2 separate regions of the Homo sapiens genome follow, and region 1 is linked to region 2. The links are chromatin contacts, found by Hi-C or POLR2A ChIA-PET in ENCODE. All regions are on one chromosome and are shown on one strand. The core of a region is the stretch at or near the end of the contact, and the rest is flanking DNA. Distances in the headings are between cores, read along the strand shown.

The links. Hi-C counts contacts between places; a loop is a spot of excess contacts on that map. ChIA-PET counts read pairs that join two places held with the same protein, here RNA polymerase II (POLR2A). Pooled maps may share reads with other maps.
Region 1: POLR2A ChIA-PET joins it to region 2 with 25 read pairs in activated CD4-positive, alpha-beta T cell. The contact joins two enhancer-like sites. A Hi-C loop is called at or near these places in 5 of 50 pooled maps. POLR2A ChIA-PET finds 5 or more read pairs at or near these places in 2 of 52 experiments (HEK293T and activated CD4-positive, alpha-beta T cell).

Annotation. Positions count from the first base shown.
Region 1 is chr14:75,040,368-75,043,287 of GRCh38, reverse strand. MLH3 (mutL homolog 3) reads left to right here. Exons shown (of 13, transcript NM_001040108.2): 3 at 811-909; 4 at 1,588-1,673. Among named protein-coding and RNA genes, the nearest start is that of MLH3, 9.6 kb to the left of the region's middle. Within about 2 kb of position 1,532, at least 5 of the 41 ENCODE cell types and tissues checked have a DNase peak (open chromatin) inside an H3K27ac peak, as active enhancers do.
Region 2 is chr14:74,866,628-74,869,327 of GRCh38, reverse strand. All of the region lies in intron 2 of PROX2 (prospero homeobox 2), which reads left to right. Among named protein-coding and RNA genes, the nearest start is that of PROX2, 8.2 kb to the left of the region's middle. Within about 2 kb of position 1,372, at least 7 of the 41 ENCODE cell types and tissues checked have a DNase peak (open chromatin) inside an H3K27ac peak, as active enhancers do.

The DNA.
Region 1 (2,920 bases), core at 283-2,782, 170 kb before region 2:
GAGACATAAGTTGGAGATTTGTGAAGGTTGCACCAAGTTATGGCTGACAAGTACTGCTGTATGTCTAACACAGGGCTTCTCTGGGTAATTTTTTGTTGTAAGGTTTGTCCTATGCATTGTAGAATATTTAGCAGCATCCGTGGCCTTTATCTGCTAGATGCTAGTAGAACGTAGAACCCTTTACTCAAGTTGTGACAATGAAAAGTGTCTCAAGCCGGGCACAGTGGCTCACGCCTGTAATCCCAACACTTTGGGAGGCCGAGGCGGGTGGATCACAAGGTCAAGAGTTTGAGACCAGCCCGGCCAATATGGTGAAACCCCATGTCTACTAAAAATACAAAAAAATTAGCCGGGTGTGGTGACGCATGCCTGTAATCCCAGCTACTCGGGAGGCTGAGGCAGGAGAATTGCTTGAACCCGGGAGGCGGAAGTTGCAGTAAGCCGAGATCACGCCACTGTACTCCAGCCCGGGCGACAGAGCGAGACGCCGTCTCAAAAAAAAAAAAAAGGGTCTCAAGACATTGCCAATGTCCCCTCGTGCAAAATTGCCCCCCAGTGAGAATCACAGTGACCTATTCTAGGTCTTCATTCTGTCTGGTATGAATAGATAATGGAACTAAGCATTAATATAGAGTCCTATATGGACAGCATAATTTCATTAAAGGATTTCTGATTCTCAATCTAGTGTTTAGTAGTCTGCTTTATGTCTTGACTCAGTTTGTGCAGAAAGAGGTTTTATGTGATTAAATTTTTAAAGAGTTTACTTGTATTTTAAGTTCACATTTCTAGGTTTTTCTTTCTTATATTTAGGGTCTCAGTACAGGTGTCAACCTTTTAGAAGCGACCTTGTTCTTCCTTTCCTTCCGAGAGCTCGAGCAGAGAGGACTGTGATGAGACAGGATAACAGAGGTAAGGGTGGCAGAGAGTGCTGGGGCACACAGTACACATCGTACCACCTAACTCAAAAAACAAAGCAGGCTTGCATTAAGCTTGATCAGTGCCAGCTGTGCTGTACTGGAATCAGGAATTCCCCACGGCCCTGTTTAACAGCGGAACTAATTAATTCAGCGCATGCATTTAGGTCAGAAATTACTTTTCCAGACTTGAGGTCAATATTTGCTGATTATGCATAGTCTGTGGTGTCTTGTGATTAGGGGACATGTTTCTTATTTTTAAAAAGGCTGGACTTGCACTCCAAGTTGCTGTAGTTTTATGTAAGCAAAACTCTTCAAAAAAAGCTACAGACATCAATTTTGTGTGTATGTTTAAAAATAGATAAGGTATATTTTGCTTAAAGGCAGTAAGGCTATAAATTTGAGCCATAGCTTCTCTGTCAGTATTCCACAATATCTCTTTTAACAGTTTGGAGAAAAGCTGTAATGCCAGAAGATACAGTCACCAACTCTAGTTTAAAAAGTAACAGATCAAAATAATTTAGAGATACAGCAAACACTGAACATTTGTAGAACATAGAAACAATGTACGTGACCTTTGGTCTTGAGGCTATGGCTCACCAAACAGGAAATGCCATTCCCTCCTTTCCCTGTGGTTCTGGATGCCAACTTTACCTGTTCCCTTTTGCCCTAGATACTGTGGATGATACTGTTAGTAGCGAATCGCTTCAGTCTTTGTTCTCAGAATGGGACAATCCAGTATTTGCCCGTTATCCAGAGGTGGGTCTGTAGCAGTTTTTCTTTGCCTTTTTTTTTTCTTCTTCTTCTTCTTATTTTTTAAATTTTGAGATGGAGTTTTGCTCCTGTTGCCCAGACTGAAATGCAATGGCATGATCTCGGCTCACGTAACCTTCGCTTCCCAGGTTCAAGCAATTCTCCTGCCTCAGTCTCTCGAGCAGCTGGGATTACAGGCACCTGCCACCACGCCCAGCGAATTTTGTATTTTTAGTAGAGATGGGGTTTCTCCATATTGGTCAGGCTGGTCTCTAACTCCCAACCTCAGGTGATCTGCCCGCCTCAGCCTCCCAAAGTCCTGGGATTACAGGTGTGAGCCATCACGCCCAGCCTTTCTTTGCCTGTTATTTTAAACTTTGAGTTTCAAGATGGGTACAGTGGCATGCACTTATAGTCTCAGCTACTCAGGAGGCTGAGGTGGGAGGATCACTTGAGGCCAGAAGTTCAAGGCTATATAGTGTGCTGATTGCACCTGTGACTAGCCACTGCACACTATAGCCTGGGCAACACAGTGAGACTCCATCTCTTAAAAAATAAGTAAATTAGTTAAAAATAAAATTTGAATTTTATTTAAGCTGGGTATGGGCATGCAAGACTATATTAATTTGTAATTATGATTGGAAACTGGGCATATTTCCAAATTATGTATTTGGAAATTACTGTTTAATGTAGAGGGGAGAAATAAAATTTATAGCATTTGGGAACTCAGGCATTTTGGATTAAACATGTATAATCAATGTGAGAACAGTGAATGTGTTTACCACTCTCAGAAACCCTGACTTGTAGCTTTGGCACAGTATTCAGGGTGGTGATAATGAAATTGTTATCATTAGATAAAGCCACACATCTTCTACTGGAGGAACAGTTCCTCATTGGCCCCGCATGGATGTTCTCTCCTCAGTGTATTTTCACAGAATGTACTGTGCATGTTATAAACAGGGTGTATAATAGATGAGCATTTGTTTACCAGTTCTTTCCTCAAGATATCATTTGAGGACTTGATCATGGAACATAGACAAATTGTTGTTGTGAAACAATTTTTTTTGTTTTGTCAGTAATTTTGTTTATAAGCAAAAATTTTTATGTAAGACTCATTATTCATAAATTCTTTTGAATTTTTTTTTTTTTTTTTTTTTTTTTTTTTTTTTTTGTGACAGAGTCTTGCTGTGTCGCCCAGGCTGAAGTGCAGTGGCGTGATCTCAGCTCACTGCAAGCTCCGCCTCCCGGGTTCA
Region 2 (2,700 bases), core at 123-2,622:
CAGCCTGGGCAACAAGAGCTAAACTCCATCTCAAAAAAAAAAAAAAAGTTGAAGGTTCTGCTTCAGTCCCTCCTCTCTACCCCCAGTCAGTTGGTACATTTCTGGAGGACAGTTGGAAAAGAAGTAGAACAGTTTAACGTAGTCTCAGCCTTTGATGCAATATTTTCACTTCTAGAAATGTAGTCCCCAAAGAAATATGTAGGAGTGTTAATCCCAATATTATTCATAATAACAATAGCTACAACTTATCAGCAATAAGTAAGTGCCAGGAACTGTTCTAAAAATATAACATGTGTTAACTTATTGGATCCAGATGTGAATTCCACAATAACCATAGATATTATGGTTATGCCCATTTTACTGATGAGAAAACTGAGGTACGGAGAGGTCACAAACTTAGCTAAGTGGCTCTAGGGATTCAAGTCTAGGCAGTCTGATTTGTGGGTCTATGTTCTCCATCTATCTCCATACTATCTTATTTTTTTTTTTTTTGAGACGGAGTCTCGCTGTCGCCCAGGTTGGAGTGCAGTGGCGTGATCTCGGCTCACTGCAGGCTCCGCCCCCCTGGGTTCACGCCATTCTTCTGCCTCAGCCTCCCGAGTAGCTGGGACTACAGGCGCCCGCCACCATGCCCAGCTAATTTTTTGTATTTTTTTTAGTAGAGACGGGGTTTCACTGTGTTAGCCAGGATGGTCTCGATCTCCTGACCTCGTGATCCGCCTGCCTCAGCCTCCCAAAGTGCTGGGATTACAGGTGTGAGCCACCGCGCCCGGCCTGTCTATGCTTCTATAATAGTGAAAATATAAGAAGGAATCTATCAAAGGAGAACTTGTTAAGTAAATTAGGGTACATCTATACAATGGAATATTATCAGCTTTCACAACGTTGCTGTAGATTGATATTCATCCACATGAAAGATTTAAAAATGGAGGCATAAAACTATATATCTATAATACCATTTTTGTTTATATATATATATATATATATATATATATATATATATATATATATATAATTACGAGAAATTATAAACTTCTCTGTACATGGAGAAAAGAGCTTGGCAAAAATGATGAACACCAAAATTTTAACTGATTTTCTCTGGGAGTGGCATTAGAGTGTCTTTCTTTTCCTCTTAATACATTTCTATATTTGGGAAGTAAAATGATCCTACATTACTTTCATCGTCTAAGAGATGCAATAAAGCTATTTTTAAAGGATTATGACAATTGCTACCTCCATCAGTGAATATGAGAGTGCTAGTAGCTAATTTTCAAACAGAAAGCATCACTGCTTCATGCAGACTTACCCAGATAAAGGGCTGTGGGCAGCACGCCGGCCTCAGCACAGAGGTTTCCTGTTTCTCAGCAGCCCAGAGGCAGAGTTTCCATGATTGCATGGGCGTAAACATCTCTGGGTACCCAGCCACAGTGGAGTCTGGCTGGATTTCCAGTTTCTGGCCTCAAGATATTTCTGTTCATTGTTGCTTCATTAAACACACTGGTCCCATCTGTTACCCTAGTAGATCTGTCTTCTGGAGCACACAGACTACACGGAACCTCAGAAACAATACCTTGAATAACCCACAAGGGAGATTCAGCAGCTTTAGTGGTTCTATGCTCTTCTCCTCAATGACTCTATCTACCCGTCTGTCTTTCTGTCTGCATTGATTTTGTTCCATGCACAAGCCTCCATGCTAGGTGCTAGAGAGATCTGAAATAAAGTATTGTCTATTGAGGAGACAAAAATCAATATAAATGAAGTATTTATGGACAATTTATTCAATGGAGTTAGCAAACATCTGGTAACATCTGGCAGTCAGGCACTACTTGGGAACACAAAGAGGGAGCTCACAGACCAAAGGGGAAGATGCATTGATCACTTCAGAGAGGAAGTGACATTTCAGTTGGATTTTGAAAGAGGAATAAGAGTTTGTCCGTGGAAAAGTGGGAGAAGGGCTGGTCGGGCCAAGAGAATGTAAATGCAAAGACACGGAGGCTGGAAGGAGCCTGGCCTGTTCAGTGAACACAAAGTCCAGGACAGCTGGACACAGGCAATTGTTGAGGGTAGTGGCTCCAAAGGAGTTAGATCGAGACCATGTTTGTGAAGAGCTGAGACATCTGAACCTTCTAGTCCACAGGAAGCTAGCAAAGACTTTGATTCCATAGAGGGGCATAAGCAGAGCTAGCTACATTTTAGAAGATTAATACCAGTGGCAATGTCATGGGGAAAATGGAAACAATCAAAAGAAAATTTCCACCAGTTCCCATCACATTTATCCACCTGCCTGTACTGGTGTGCCTCCACTGCTCTTCCTTTTGCTGCATGGATGAACTGAGCATTCCCCTGTCTAAAGTCAATCCCTCCTTGTGTGCACTAGATCTCTTCCCCTCCTTCCTACTCAAGCACATGGCTCCAGAAATTCTCCCCCTCTTGCCTACATTAACATATTTCATCTTTCTGCAGCAACATTGTTATCAGCCTACAAATATGCTGTTATTCTGCCTATCTTGAAAAACTCTCTCTTGACCCCATTTTCTCTTTCAGCACTGTCTCATTTCTGTCCTCTTTACAAAACTCCTTGAAAGAGTTGTCAGATTCAATGTCACCTACTCCTCTTCTTGTCCTCTCCCTTAAATCCACGTCAATCAGGCTTTTTTCTCCCTGTACTCCACCAAAACTGTTGATCAAGATTCCCAGTGA